Regions from separate parts of the Homo sapiens genome. Here region 2 is linked to region 1. A link is an interaction called in ENCODE POLR2A ChIA-PET data of the cell type or tissue named here. Cell type or tissue: A673. All regions are shown on one strand.

The links. Peaks named below come from ENCODE experiments on the same cell type or tissue, not always from the same donor. Only the 100,000 strongest peaks of a DNase experiment are listed, where the experiment ranks them.
Region 2: POLR2A ChIA-PET joins it to region 1 with 10 read pairs; 2 of 35 experiments call an interaction of 5 or more read pairs at or near these places.

What each region holds. Positions count from the first base shown.
Region 1 is chr2:6,183,953-6,191,952 of GRCh38, forward strand. No RefSeq gene overlaps it. Among named protein-coding and RNA genes, the nearest start is that of LINC01247, 190 kb to the right of the region's middle. In A673, no CTCF peak of the experiment used is centred here; no DNase peak of the experiment used is centred here.
Region 2 is chr2:5,926,647-5,934,646 of GRCh38, forward strand. It overlaps SILC1 (sciatic injury induced lincRNA upregulator of SOX11), which reads left to right and starts at 6,041. Exons shown (of 2, transcript NR_026832.1): 1 at 6,041-6,275. In A673, no CTCF peak of the experiment used is centred here; no DNase peak of the experiment used is centred here.

The DNA of each region.
Region 1 (8,000 bases):
GAGGAAAAGACGCAGTAAGGAAAAAAGAAAGGAAGAAATGAAGAGAGGGAGGAAGGTAGAAAGGATAGATGAAAGAAAGAAGAAAGGTACACGTGAAAGAAAGAAGAAGAAAGAAAGGAAGAGAAGGAGGGAGGAGGATGGAAGGGGGGAGAGAGATGAAGAGAGAGGGGGAGAAAGAAAAGGAAAGAAAGGAGAAGAGAAGGGTGGGAGGGAGAGGAATGCAAGAAAAAAGGAAAGTAGGAGAGAAGAAAGAAAAGATACAGGAAAGAAGGGGAGTGAGGAGAGTGATGAAAGATGAAAGGAAGCATAGATAAAGGGGAGGACAGATGGACAGGAAGGAGGGAAGAAGGGAGGGGAGAGAAAGAAGAATGGAGGGAAGGAAAGAAAGAGGAAGGCAGGAAGGAAGGAAGGAAGGAAAGAGGGAGGGAGAGAGGAAGGAAGGGGAAGAAAAGGAAGGAAGAGAAAGAAAGAAAAGGAGAGAAGAAGGAAGGAAGGAAGGAAAGAGGGAGGGAGAGAGGAAGGAAGGGGAAGAAAAGGAGGAAGGAAGAGAAAGAAAAGGAGAGAGGAAGGAAGGAAGGAAAGAAGGAGTGATGGAGGGCAGGAGGGAGGGAGGAAGGAAGAAAGAAAAAGGCTCAATTATTTTTGTGTTTTGCTGTGAACCCTTTAGCAACAACAAATGCAGACAACAGTAGAGGAGTCAGGAAGTCCATGTCAGATGAAGAGGCAGCGACAGGGCACTACGGGAGAGGCTGTGAGCCGTCCCTGGCCTGGTGAGCACCTGCAGCTGTGAATGCTAAGGACAGAACGGCAGTCCTCGACCTGTTTTTACAAAGAGCAGTCCTTTTGATTAAATCATCAGGAACATGATTATTTGGCACTTCCGGTTTTTACCTGGTTTCTGTACACTCATCTTCTTTTGTTAGAGGACTCTTTTTTAAAATGTGTGTTATTAAAATAAAGGGGACAAAGTTAAGTTTAAGACATTTTCCAAGGGTAAATATTACATGAGGACAAATGAGATCCCCTCATGAAGCAAGTAACCAGATCTGGAGGTGTGTGTTATCTCCATGGAGAAAATGTGAGTTTAAGTGAAACCAGAGGAGTGGGTCATTCTGCGCCTGACCCCGGATGCCTCTGCACAAGCCTGACTCTCATTCCAAACCCGTCAGCAGCGCACAGAGTTCTGTACAGAAGGGCTTTGTGGCCGCGTGTGGTATTTATTTCAAGCTAGTCTTTCATCTGGAGTCAGAGGAAACATTTAAAACCCAACGAGGTGAACTGCAGAAAGAAAGCAAACTCCAGGAGGAAGGTATAGCTGGAGATTGCTCATTTGTAAACACCTGACTATTCAAAGAAAGGAGAGATCTCATTATTCTTCACCTTTACCAGAAAAGCGAGGTCTAAGAGAAGCCCCTCTCCGGGTGGAGATAGCACAAATTTACCTTAAAGAGCCCAACACCACAGAAATCTAGTGTTAATTCTGAGCACTCAGCACTTAAGAGAAAATGTATCTTTCTGTGATTAAGTGAATAGTTTTGTAAGTCCGTTTTAGTTATCTGTTTTTAAGAGAGTGAGCATGTTTATTTTTAAAAACTATAAAGTTTCTATATTTGTATATAGACTTCTTGTTTTAATAATTTAGATTATTTTAAAAATGTCTTCTGGGGAGCATTAGTTTCTAAGGTGCCAGTAGTTGTTGCTTTAAAAAAAATTATTCTTGGCCAGGCTCTGTGGCTCACGCCTGTAATCCCAGCACTTTGGGAGGCCGAGGAAGCAGATCACCTGAGGTCAGGAGTTCAAGACCAGCCTGGTCAACATGATGAAACCCCATCTCTACTAAAAATACAAAAAGTAGCTAGGCGTGGTGGCACACACCTGTAGTCCCAGCTACTGGGGAGGCTGAGGCAGGAGAATCGCTTGAACCTGGGCGACAGATGTTGCAGTGAGCTGAGATCACACCAATGCACTACAGCCTGGGCAACAGAGTGAGACTCTGTCTCAAAAAAAAAAAAAAAATTGTTCTTTATCTCAATACATTGAGAAAATATTGACAAAAAATTTCAATTAAAGACTTCTTGAAAGGTTCTCAATCTTTCATTTTCATTTTGCTCCTCAATCTTGACAATAAAATGATTCCCAGTAGGAGCAAATTTTGGAAAATACTGATTAACATCACAGAATATTAAAATTGAATAAGGAATCTACAGTAATCTAATAAAATTGTTTTCTAACCTGGGTATTCATTAGAATTGTGAAGGATCCTAAAAGAGAAATTTATGTTCTTCACTCTGCGGTTGCTGTTTAGTTCTCAGATGGGACACAGAAATCTGAAGTTTTCAAACAGTCTCTGGCAATTCAGAAAGATGTGGCATTGTTTGGGAACCACCACTGAAGCTACTACCTTGTATTTTACAAACACTGAAAATAAATTCTAACTATAATGCTAAATCATGGGCCTCCAGTATCTAACATACTGCAATTCTATTCCAGAATTCCTTACAAAAGTGTTTCCCTGCCCCCATTTTCTGGTGACTCATGTCACAACCAAGTCTGAGTGTGGTCTGATGGATGAGGCAGTGTGTAGAAGTCTAGGAGACCTAGGAGACACACAGACAACATGCCTGTTTTGAAAGTCTACACACTGGGTTCTGGCCTCGGCTCTGTCATTAATTAGTAATTTGATTTAGGAAACTTTCTTACTCTTCCCAGGCCTTCCTCTTGTTCCAGATGAGAAGTTTGAACAAAATGTTTTCTTAGGTCAGTAGCACCTGAGAACGATTCTGCTCTGATTAGACACAAAAATGCGACAGGACATTATTGTGTCGTTTTACAAACGTCAGTTCAAATACATATGAATTGCTGAGAAATCCTGCCCAAGCTACATGTTTGAGAGCAAAGTGGACTGGATGCGTAATTCCTGGAGCTAAAAAGGGAAAAGTCCTTCAGACGTCTGCCTACAGCCTGTGCTTGACCCAGGAGACAGAGTGACTCATGCATGCCATTTGCTGCAATTCCCTGACCTGTGCAAGCACAAGGGATCAGAAGTCAGACTCATAACAGGAAATGCTGCTAAAATTATAGCTCCCTCCCTGAACCTGGCCTTCCTGCTATCTGTTCTTTTTGATGGGACATAATTGAGCCAGCTCTGGTTACAGAGACAGAGGCTTGGGAAAGTCAATGGTCAGAATGAAGGTGACCCTGCAGAAGAATCCATCAAAGAATAGGGTTTCTTTGTGCATGCATGCTTTGCGTGGTGGGGGCTGGGTTCAGTTCCCAGGTTTGTGACTGAATATCATTTTCGGCTTCAATGCCTAGTGCTGACATGAGTTTCTCCGGATGGCTTTTCTATAAAAAGGTGAGTGCCTTATCATTCATCTTGTCCTTCTCATTGAACTTTTTAAACTTTCTCTTCAAAAAAATTCTGAACCCCAGACGGGCCCTTTTGGGTCTTGGGCAACCTCTGGTTGCAGAGCAGGGCCACGAGCATGCAGTGGGAGGGGATCCAGCAGCCAGGCTGCTCCCCACACTGCAGGGCTTCTGTGAACTGCAAAGGCCTTGAAAATGACTTCGTGCCTGATTTTTATTTTCAATGGATTTCTAGAAAGCCAAGTTTAAATAAAGTTTTAAAAATAAATGAATATCTAATTCATTACAGAAGCACTCTATCTGAAAATTTCCTATTATATATTTAATATATGTAAAAATATATTTTTATATAAAAGTTTATATACATACATTTATTTTTTTTTTATTTTTATTTTGTTCGAGACAGAGTCTTGTTCTGTCGCCCAGGCTGGAGTGCAGTGGCACAATCTCAGCTCACTGCAGCCTCTGCCTCCCAGGTTCAAGCAATTCTCCTGCCTCAGCCTCCCAAGTAGCTGGGATTACAGGCATTGGGCCACCACGCCTGGCTAATTTTAGTATTTTTAGTAGAGACGGGGTTTCGTCATGTTGGCCAGGCTGGTCTCGAACTCCTGACCTCCTGATCGACCTGTCTTGGCCTCCCACAGTGCTGGGATTACAGGCATGAGCCATGGCACCTGACCATAAATTTATGTACCTGTAATATATATGATAAATGTGTTTATTTTAATCAAAATGATTAATTAGAGGAGGACACAGTAGTAAAACTGTTTCATAGATTGAGAAATCCCCCAGTAGCCTGGCTTGTTGGCAGTCTCCTTCTAGAGCTGTAGATGAAAGCTGCATGCCAGGGACACCAGAGCATGTGGGGAACCCGCACATTCAGCTTGCTTCCTTGTCTGTGCCCAGGACACGTGCCTCCTACTCCATCCCTTTGGGCAGTTAGATGTCACTCCTCCTTCAAGTCCTAGCTGAACCTTGTCCCTGCTCTTCTAAGGCAGAGTTAAGTCCATTTTTCCCAGAGCAGCTTCACCATTGTTTTTTCAGAACTCTTCTCCAGATTAGACTCTTTGAAGGAAAGGACCATGAATTTTCATCTGGGCTTCCAGCTCCAAGTACAGGCCTGGGCCCCTAACTTATTCAATAAATACTTATAGACAAAAATTGATTTGATATGCCAAGCCATGTTCTCATTTGCTTATTCAGTAAATATTTGTTGAATGTCATTCCCGTGCCTGGAACTATCCTAGGGCTCAAAGGCTGAAGATGAAAATGCACCTGCTTTCACGGAGTTTGTGTTCCAGTCAAAGGAAAAATGGCAATATGTACCTATATGAATAAAGAAATAATTTATTATCACACTGAATGCTATAGAGAAAATATAATACATAATAGGTTTGAAAGTAAATTGATAGGTAGATGGTGGCTAATGTCAAGGTTGACCTCTTTGAGAAGGTAATGATTGAAATGAAATCTACAAAAACAAGGAAGACTTAGTCCTGTGGGAATTTAGGAAAAGTGTATTCTGAATGTAGTTTATCCAAAGTGAAACCAACAAACAAAAAACAGAGGTGGGAGGAAGACTATATTTTTGAAACTGAAATGAAGAAGTCCAATATAGCTAAACTATGGCAAATAAGAGTGAGAGATGTTGGCAGTGGCAAATTCATGAAAGGTTAGAAAGTTGTGAGGAAGATATAATTATAATCCTAAACCACTGGAAGGCTTACAGCAGGAGAACGTTGTGACATTTTTGACTTTTAAATGACTGCTGTCATTTAAAACTATAGAGCGTGGGTCCAAGAGTCATCTGATAGAGTGTGGGTCCAAGAGTCATCTGATAAACAAAAACATGGAACTAATGACCCCGGAGCAGATATCTGAGGGCAGGGCCAATAGAAGTGGTCAAAGCTGGACCTATAAATTCGGGAGACCTCAGAATATGCATTGTGCACAGGATGATGGGGAATAGATGAGATTACCTAAGGAACAAAGGGAGATAAATACAGGACACTTACATATGTGGAGTTCTGGTAGACATGAGGAATTAGCGAAGGAGGCCGAGAAGAACAGGACCAAAGCAGGAAGGTTTTGTGACACCCAGAGACTGCAGTGTCTGAGAGAGAGTCACTGGCTAATGCTGCTAATGCTACTGAATAGTTGGGTAAGATAAGGAACAGATAATTAACTAGTAAATTTGAGAATATGAAAGTCATTGGTAAGCGATAAAAAAATCATTATATTGGTGGCAACAAAGATAGAAATGAAGTAGGTTAAGAAAAATATACAATGTAAAAAAATGGAAATAGCAGGGATCATGTTGTAAAAAGGAGAAAGGAAATGGAGGCACTGTTTGAGAGAGATGTGGGGTCCAATGAGGTTTGATGTTTTGTAAGGATAATATTAACACATGTATAAGGCCAGGAAAGCTAGTGGACAAAGTCTAACAAAGAGTGAGACACTGAGATGAAGCGGAGGTGAAAGATATTGCTAGAAGAAATTCCTGAGTACCTGTGAGAGGATGAGATACATCACACAAGGAAAAACAGGCTTTAGGTAAAGCCAGAATATTTCTGTCTTTGAATAGAAACTCATAGTAAGTGCGCATATATCTCAAGACATTAGTTCATCCTTTTTCAGCTATGAGGTGAGGTCATTAGCCGAGAGTTGAGGCCAGGAGAGTGCCAGAAGTTGAAAGAGAGAGATGACATGAAATAGCCTACTCTGAGAATGGGATATTGGGTTCATCTAAGTGTCTGTCAATGCTTTTGGACATACACTGGAAGAGATATTTAGACATCTCAGCTGTATAAGTGTATCCAGCAACATGTAGTTACAAAGAAGCTGCGTGGGGTTGGCTGAGAGTTGGCAGGCTAAGCATTTTCTCATTGAGAAGGAGAGTGGAGAGAGGGACACAGGGGCGAGGGTGTTTTATGAGAGTCATAGATAACATAACGGTGGGGTCTAAATCAGAGCGTGTGAGAACAGGAGCAAGGAGAATTGAGAGCATAAAAATAAAAGGTTGAAGCCAGGCATGCTAGTGGCCCAGTAGTCCAGCTACTCCAGAGGCGAGAGGATCACTCAAGTCCAGGTGTTTGAGGTCAGCCGGAACAACATAGTAAGGCCCTGTCTTAAAAAAAAAAAAAAAAAAAAAAAAAAGATAAAGAAAGAAATGAAAATGGACAGCCATCATCTTGGAAATCTTTTGACAAAGTTCAGGCATACCCATGACAGTGGGTGGCTGAGTTGGGTGTGGAAGAAAGATCACAGAGGAGGAGGTTGTGAAAGAGTGAGAATCAAATAGATAATTTATTTCATACTCAAGTCACCTGGAAAGATGCTTGTAGACATGGTGGAGAGGGAAGCAGAAGCCCTGGACAGGGGATGACCAGGAATGCGGGGGAGTTTGGTAGATGAGAGCAACAAGAAGGGGTGAAGATTAATGACTTGTGTCAAAAAAGACTTCTTTTTAACAACAGGAAAACAGAGACATTTTTTATAATTTTTTATATTATAGCATAAGGTTTTCTAGTGCAGGATCCGACAGCCTTTGCTTGTCTGTAAAGAGAGCATTGTCCCTCCCCAGCTCCTCTTGTGTCTTAAAGAGTGGTTGATAGGCCGGGGGCAGTGGCTCACACCTGTAATCACAGCACTTTGGGAGTCCGAGGCGGGCGGATCACAACGTCAGGAGATCAAGACCATCTTGGCTAGCATGGTGAAACCCCGTCTCTACTAAAAATACAAAAAATTAGCCAGGTGTGGTGGCGGGCGCCTGTAGTCCCAGCCACTCGGGAGGCTGAGGCAGGAGAATGGTGTGAACCTGGGAGGCGGAGCTTGCAGTGAGCCAAGATCGTGCCACTGCACTCCAGCCTGGGCGACAGAGCGAGACTCTGTCTCAAAAAAAAAAAAAAAAAGAGAGAGAGAGGTTGATAAAGGCTGCCTGGTCTCTCGGTCTCTCTGAGGGCTGAGCCCTTCTCCAAGTGGGCCAAAGTGAGAAGGCCACCTCCAATAGCCAGAGCCTCTGAAACCTCCTGGCACTATACTCTTTTAAGAGCATGGAATGTCAGATGCAGCCATAGATGTATTACTTCAACCACTATTAGGTACTATGTCTACAACATTGTGGGGAAAAAAAAAGACCTAAGTCCACCTTACATTCTAGAAGAATTCATACAGGCTGGATAAATGCCATCACTGATCAGTACTACAGGAGCATAAAAAGGAGAGTCACTAACTGTACTTGGGAATCTTGGCCAGAACTAGATGTCTTTTATGCTTAGCTTAAGGGAGACATACACATTTTCTAGGTGGAAAAGAGAAGGAAGGAAGTTCCAGGCAGAGAGACTAACATAAATGAATGGGCAAGTGATCTGAGCAAGCCTGTTGTGATGTGGGAATGGCAGACAGTCGGTGTGACTGAAGCCCAGCGTGCCTGTGAGTGGGGCATGGGAAGGGTTAGGATGGAGACAGAGAAGTTTCATGACATAGCAGTGACAGGCTGAACTATGGCTCTGGGAAAAATGTGTGTCCAATCAAATTGTGTTTAGTTGCATTATTCAGTCCCATAGAACTCTGCTGTTGTGCAGAAGAAGTGGCGATCAACTAAAACTGAAGAAGCAACCTTACAACTAGTCCCA
Region 2 (8,000 bases), 260 kb before region 1:
ATTGAGCAATTTACTTAAACTCCTTGACTCTTGGTTTGCTCATCTATGGCATATATATAGTAATAAATACCTTACAGGTTCTTGTTAAAACGTTACTGCGTAGCTTTTCAGAATGTCTTGTGCAGTGCTGATCAGATGGTCTGTGTTTAGTATTTTTTATCTGTATCTGACTTCAGATTAGAGATGCCAGAAAGAAAAACATCTCACCCGACAAAGAAAATTAAAATCAGCTGGTTGGGACCTCACCCTCACATGCTAGGAATTCCTTGCTTTGCCACATTAATGTCTTCATTAAATATTCATGGGCATTGTTCATCTTTTCTGAATCTGCCTTGGAACCCTTGAGGAAAAGCATGTCCTGTGTCCCTCGGAAGGCTGCCCTGAGCCTGGATGCCAGTGGTGGCAATGGACACGCAGGCAATTACTGGATGAAAGATGAGGGTGGCTGGGTGTGAGCAGGTCACTTCCAGGGCAGCACTCAGCTTTCTGAGCCAAGATACCAATGCCGAGAGGGCTGTTGTTCTCTACCCAGCACCCAAATCTGCATTTTCCCTCCCCCTGTCTCCCAAAGGGAACACTGTGGCTTGCTTCTATTTTAGTAAAGGGTACATTTTGCCCCAGGGAGCCCCCATTTCTGAAAGCACGGGAAGTGGGATACTGGGGACTTTCCCTGCAGTCCACTCGGATGGGTCATTAGGAAGGATGAGAGTCCCATCTAGCACTGGGAATAGCAGCCACTCACAAAAACACCACACGGGCTTGCCCTGTCTTCACAAGCACAACCTCATCTATGAATAAACCATTTATGTCTGCAAAAGGGAAAGTCAGCAGACTGAAATGAAGGCCTTCATGATGATCCAGTTTTATTTAACGACGAGTAAATATATTGTTCTCTTTTTTTGTGATTTTCTGAATAAGAATTTTTCTTTTCTCTAGTTTATTTTATTATAAGAATACCATATGTAATACATATAATATGCAGCATATGTGCTAATTGACTTTGTTATCAGTAAGGCTTCTGGTCAAAATAGGCTACTAGGAATTAAGTTTTTTGGGGAGTCAAAAGTTATATGCAGATTTCTGGCTGTAAAAAGTTTCAGGGAGTTGGCACCCCTGACCCCTACATTGTTAGAGGGTCAATTATAAATGAAATATCCAGGCAAATTCATAGAGAAAGAAAAGAGATTATTCGTTAGCAGGGACTATTGGGGAGGGTGACTGCTTTATGGGTACAGGGATTTTTTTGAAGGTGATGGAAATGTTTTGGAACTCAATACTGCTGATGGTTGCCTGCACATCGTTCTGAGTGGATTGAATGCCACTGAATTGTACCCTGTTGAAATGATACATTTTATATTTTGTGTATTTTGTCATAATAGTAAAACTAGTTGTAAGGGCTTTCCATATTTGAATCTAGCTTTATTTTGTTAGTCAACAAACTAACCGTATTGATGTTAAATTAAGCTAACAAATTAACTTTCTTTATTTTGATTCTTCCATTCCAGTGCTGTCCTCCACGGTCTTAACAAACTGAAATGCTCACACTTCAAAGAATAGACATGTGACTTCTTATCTTCATTTCTGCCCTCCTCTGCCTGGCTAATACTCACTGGTGCACACATTCATATTCCAAGACTGGACTCATATCACCAACTCATGAAATCTTTTTTGAACTACTCAATATAGACTCTGTGCACCCACCACAGTTGGGCAACTTTTAATCCAATCCATTATATTGTTTAGGTACTAAACATGGGCTGCATAACAAACCATCCCATAACTCAGTGGCTTAAACCAATAATATTTCTTTTATTCACAAATCTGCAGTTGGGGCAGGGCTTGGTGAGGATAGCTCCTTTCTGCTCCAGTTAGCCCCAGACAGAGCAACTTGAAGGCTGGACTTGCGTAAAAGCTCATCCACTCACATGTCTGGTGGTTCATGGGGCCATTGGCTGTGGCCTCAGCTAGCACTGCCAGCTGGGATGCCTACACACAGCCTAGCCATGTGGCCTGAACTTTCTTACAGTATCCTGGCTGAGTTCCATGGTGAGCCCCAAAATAGAGAAAACCAAGCAGAGCCATATTAACTTTTATCTCTAACCTCAGGAGTCACATGGCTCCATTGCTGCCACATCCTATTAGAAGTGGGTCACTCAAGTCAACTTAAGAGATGAGGTGATACAGACCCTACTTTTTGTGGAAGGAGTGTCAGAGAACTGATGAGCATGTGTTAAAATCACCACAAATACTCCCTGATCTCAGACAGGTGGACCCACCCTGGACTTCCATGGTCCTTCTCGCTTCTACTAGAATGTTCTTCCTGTCTGTCTTCATTCCTAGACTGTTAGCTGCATGAGACTGTATCAACTTTGCTCAATATCATATCAGTAGGTAGCACTGTACCTAAATGTTTATTGCATAAATAAATATTTTCTTGCACCCAATTGTTTACTAGATTTTCTTTGCCTATGGTTGCCTGAAGACAGGAATTGTGTCTTATCAAGCTCCATATCCCCAGCACAGCCATGGTGGTGTCCAGCACAAAGCAGGAGCAGCAGTTATTTGTGAAATAAATTAATACATGCATAGATGGATGGCTGGATTTGTTAGCTAAGAATATATGTATATTTGTGTGTGTAGGTGGAAGACTTTTTATCAGATAACCCCAGCAAGGACAGAAATTTAATTTTCTTACTTCTCTACATTCAGGGCTAGGAAAGCACTTACAATGGAATAAGTAGTCAGTATGTTCATTCAATTTACTAATTAAATGAATAAATAAATGAATTTGTAGTTTGCTCTTTCCTACAGAACTAAATTGAGACATATTAGTTGTCAAATGACTGCAGCTTATATTATATTTAACGGATTCTATTGTAATTTGATATTTTTTTCAATGACCAAGTTGTTTAGTATTAATTCTGACCTAGTAATCATACTAATGTAGTGATTCTCAAGTGGCATTGATTTTGCCACCCGAGAGATGTTGAGCAACGGCTGGGGAGATTTCCGGTTGGCTCAACTAAGAGGATGTTACTGGCATCTAGTGGGTAGAAGCCAGGGATGCTGCTGAAATCGTACAATGCCCAGGTCAGTCCCCCTACAAAGAAGAATGACCCACTCACATATTTCAATATGTGCAAAGGTTAAGAAACACTGGATGAAAATTCAGGGAAACAAAGACGACTAAGACATTGCTTTTGTCACTAAGAGACTCACAAGAGAAATAGATAGGTAAATAAATATAACAGGGTGACTTAAATGTAATAATCTAAATGTGTAGAACAAATAGAGATGGAATAGGGTGGGAGTCATGAACTCACCTGGACTTCACATAAAAATTCTATAGAAAGGGGAACAGCTTGTGCAAAATCATATAAAAAAACGTAGACTGAAAAATATACATTTAATAATGCCGAGAACTAGTAGGAACTGATTAGAAGGAAATGGAGATCCCCTTTACCAGGGAATGAACACCTAAGATGGACATTAAGGCATCTTTTGATATCTGTAAAGGATGTTCAGCACCGCAGCCATCTTATTAAACATTTCAATGTAAATTTTTGATTAAATGAATGACAGATAGATTCATAGGGAAAAGGAGGCTTTACTTTATTTTAATATTAAAATAGAAAACCTCTAAGGCTGGCTGTGGATCCTGACTTTTCTTGGGAGGTGAGGACCCTTCTGTCATCTACATGTTCTCTTCCCCTCATCAATTTATTGCCTCTCAGCTTTAAATCCACCCTTCTCGCCCTGCTGTGAAATCTTGCAGCTGGGCCCTGTAAACATTTCCTCTCTGTCAGCTGGTAGAATGTTAGGCTTTCTCAGTAGAGATCAGTGGTATCATCCTGAAAGGGGCTGATGGAAGAGAGACATTTTCCTTCTAGGTTTCCGTCCTCAGTTGTTGTTGTTGCTACTATTATTACTATTCAGTGTGGGGTATATGTGATGTACATATCAATACGTATTTTGAAGACTCATACTTTAAAACTTTTTGTAATGTCCATGCACCAATAAAAAGTTGGGGCCAGGCACTATGGCTCACAGTTGTAATCCTAACACTTTGGGAGGTCAAAGTGGGAGAATCTCTTGAGCCCTGGAGTTTGAGACCAGCCTGGGTAATATAAGATCTTTTCTCTACAAAAGAAAAATTTAAAAGTTAGCCAGCTATGATGGTGTCTGTAATCCCAGCTACTTGGGAGGTTGAGGTGGGAAGATTGAGCTGGGAAGTTGAGGCTGCAGTGGGACATGGTTGCACCACACACTCCAGCTCAGCTAACAGAGTGAGACCCTGTCTCCAAAAAAAAAAAAAAAAAAAAAAGTTGTAGGTGAGAGATTGAAGACAAAAAGACCAATCTCTATTGCCCTCCTATAAAGTCTCTTTTCAGTTTCTACTTTCTGTTTGCATTCGCCTTTATTTTATTTAATTTTATTTTTAGTTCCACAGGTTTTTGGGAAACAGGTGGTGTTTGGTTACATGAGTAAGTTCTTCAGTGGTGATTTGTGAGATTTTGGTGCACCCACCACCTGAGCAGTATACATTTGAATCCCCCTTTAGCTTGGGCAATTGACATGATGAATTACTTTGAGTTAGACTTCCTGGTTCCTGGATTTAACACTAACCACATCTATAGCTTTGGGCAAAGTATGTACATTTTATGCATTGGAATCACCTTGTTTTATAATTGAGAGTATTTTAAATTGTTATTAAAAGGGAATACACTTTACATAGTGCCCTGAAACATGTAGATGATATAGAAAAAAATGTTTTAGAGAGTACTCTGGCATACAGTAAGTGTTCAATAAATTTTTTTTTCCCTAAGCCAAAAATCTGTCTTCTAACACAGAGATGTGGCCTTATCTTTGAAAGCATTAGCAGGACCCTGTTACATGAAGACTATGACTCCTACACAAATATAGTAAGTACTGCATATCCAGTACTGGCCAACTAGTAAGTTAGTAAGATAGTTGTGGTAGAATTAGGACCATTGAATAGAGTAATAATAACAGTTAACATTTATTGTGCAAAACCATAGATGAAGCAATGTTCCAGCTGGTTTTGCATAAATTAGCTCATTTAATTCTTAACAGCGACGCATCAGCTCATGTAACAGCAAATGTTCTCCCATCTTGTAATCGGGGATACTGAGGTGTCTACTCTGTAGAAAATTTGTCCGGGTCACAGAGCTAAGAAGGGGCAGTGAGGATTAGAAGCCTGTGAGTCTTCAGTGGTTCTAATGGCTGTATTATACTTCCTCTAAAAACCACAGGTATATGTGTTTTGGCTTAAAAATATATATTAGAATGGTGATGCTGGGAAGGACTTTGGCAATCAACCAACCTAACTGCTTGAAAGCCGGGGAGCTACTCACGTCCAGGCACCAAGTAACTTGCACAAATCTTTAAAGTTAATTTCGTGTTATTTCTGGAACTGGAACCCAGGTCTCCAGGTCTCCTTAGTCTCAGTTCTATGCTCTTATGTGTCTCTTGCATTCTTCCAACGACATGATTAATATTCCAATGTGCATTATTAATTTCCTACATGGTTACTTTTTTTTGTATCCATGTCTCCCCAGTCAACTATATCCTTTCCATATGAAGTCTTAAAGTCATATAAATTAAATGAGAACAATGTGTTATACAGGAATAAGGGAATAGTTGCTAGATTTTTTTTTTTTAAAATGATTTCAATCGATAGGTATTTACGGAAAAACACTAGACTCTTTATAAATATCTTTATGCTTAAATATATTTTAATTGGCAGCACTAATAAAAGAGAAGGACTTCAACAGAAGCCTTGGGATTAATAATTACTTTGCTAAAAATGATGAATTCTTGGCTGGCATGTTTACAGGGGTTGGGCTGTGAGTCCCTGAACGGCTGGAACCCTGGCAGAGAGGAGCCCGGAGTGTGGGAAGAGGGGCATCACAGAGAGATGCATCCTACAGAGACTGGAGGACTCCGAGCTTGGGGAAGAGACAGTTAAACCTTCCCCGTGAGAGCGAGTTATATCACGCAGCGCCAGTGCCAGGTCAGCAGTCTGGCTGGAGCTGGACCGGCTGGTGGCGCCAGGCAGTGCCAAGCACCCCTGGCAGCCCTGCAGAGGGTTCTCAAATCCAGATTTCATTCTGCAGTCCCGGCAGTGTTTTGACGACTGCCTCACTAAAGGAAGCTAAAAGCTGTGCTGATGCCTCCCAGACGAGCCTCGTTGGAAGCACAGAACCTTCACGGCTCGGAGCCGCTGACACCGTGACAAAGGGAGCCCTGCTCAGGTGAGACAAGGCTCGGGGGTTCAGATGCTGGTCGTCTGGTACAGGTCTCTGCCGTGTGCATGAGAACAAGTCCGTCTGCCAGGCTGGACGCTGCTATCAGACAGATTGATTTGCCGAGTGTCTTTCAGCATTTCCCTAATTCCTTTTTGAAAAGCAAGAGCTAGGCTGATCATGCACCTGGGTCATAAAGCCCACTCTAAAATCAGGGAGATGGCTTTAGAGAGGATCCAGCCAAGGAGAAAACTAGGTCTGACTCTCGGATGTGTCAGCAACTGCCCCGAGTCTGCTCAGTAGGTCCCCAGAGGTGATTCCTCTCCATAGTCTGTGAACTCATCATGGAATGCTGGCAATGGACTATTCCACGGGGTCTGGAGTGCTGAGTTCTAGTTCAGAACCTGTCCTAGCGGCACCAGGAAGCCCTGTGGTGTTGGGCAAATCACATAACCTCTTGGTGTTTCTGTTCTTTATTGAAAAAGATGGTTATGTATTTGCCATGACAGGTTCAAACTCCTTAGGGGTAAAATTGTGCCCTATTTACCTTTGTTTGCTGAGTCCTTGGCACAAGGCCTGGTGTTTGACACACCTAAAAATTACCCATGGACTCTGTGCTTTGGGACAGAAAAGGTGATGACAAGATGCAGGTGTAAACTTGGAAAGGCCATGAGATCTAGGTTATAGTCTCAGTGAAGTCAGCTACCCATTCAGAGCCCTGTAAAATGAATACAGCCATGTTTTGTGTTGTGTGATGACATCAGTGCAGATGTGAGCCAGACTTAGGCTCATGGTGGGCACTTCAGCAGGTGCTAGCCCTGGTGGGCTTAGCTTTGTGTATGTCAGACCCCAGTGACAGGTCTAAGGGTTGGAGAGGAGACCGGGAGTGATGTCAGGCTCTGGGATGAGGGCGTATTTGGAACAGTATGGCTGAAGCCCTGTCATGATGACCAAATTGTTCTGATGACTCTGAGCCATTCCCCAGTTGGAGTCAATCTCCAGGATGACTGATCCACTGGGCAGAGTCTGGTGTTAAGAGACAACACGGTGCTCGCAGTCAGGCAGATGTTCTTGTTTCAATACCAAACAGATACATCCAGAAGGCAAATAGAATGGTCTTAGCTTCCTGATTAAATCTCACTTGCCTCCCCCACTGCCTTGGGGGCCCTGTTCGAGCTTCCTCCTTTGCCTGACCGTGTTAATATTGGAGGACGTGATCTCCATTCTCTTGCTGCTATATTCCCTTCTGGCCTTATTGTGGGAGATGCCCTGCTTCATTGCTTCCGTGACAACTATTGCTTGTATTTTTCTGCTTGCTTCCCGATATTTCTCATCTTCATGCCTCTGCTTAAGCTGGGCACCCTCTCCAGTGACCTGAATGACTTGTATTCATTGTTTAAGGCTACGCTGCGCTCCCACTTCCTCCAAAACGCCTCCCCCTGATCTTTTAGGTGTTTCTCTCCTTGTCCTGAAAAACACCCAGCATTGTATCTATTACATAAGATTGTACTGCTATTATCTACACCCTGCCCCATTCATCTGTGCTCCTTGAAGGAAGGGACTGTGGTTTCACATCCTGATATATCCAGAGTCTAGTGCAATGCCTGGCTCACAGGATGGAGAACCTTGTCCAACTGTGGGGAGGAAGAAAGAATATCCAATTTCTGGGAAGATGACAATTTCTGGGGGCTTCCAAGAGTTTCATGGTCCTCAAGAAGACTGTGGCTCTGGTTG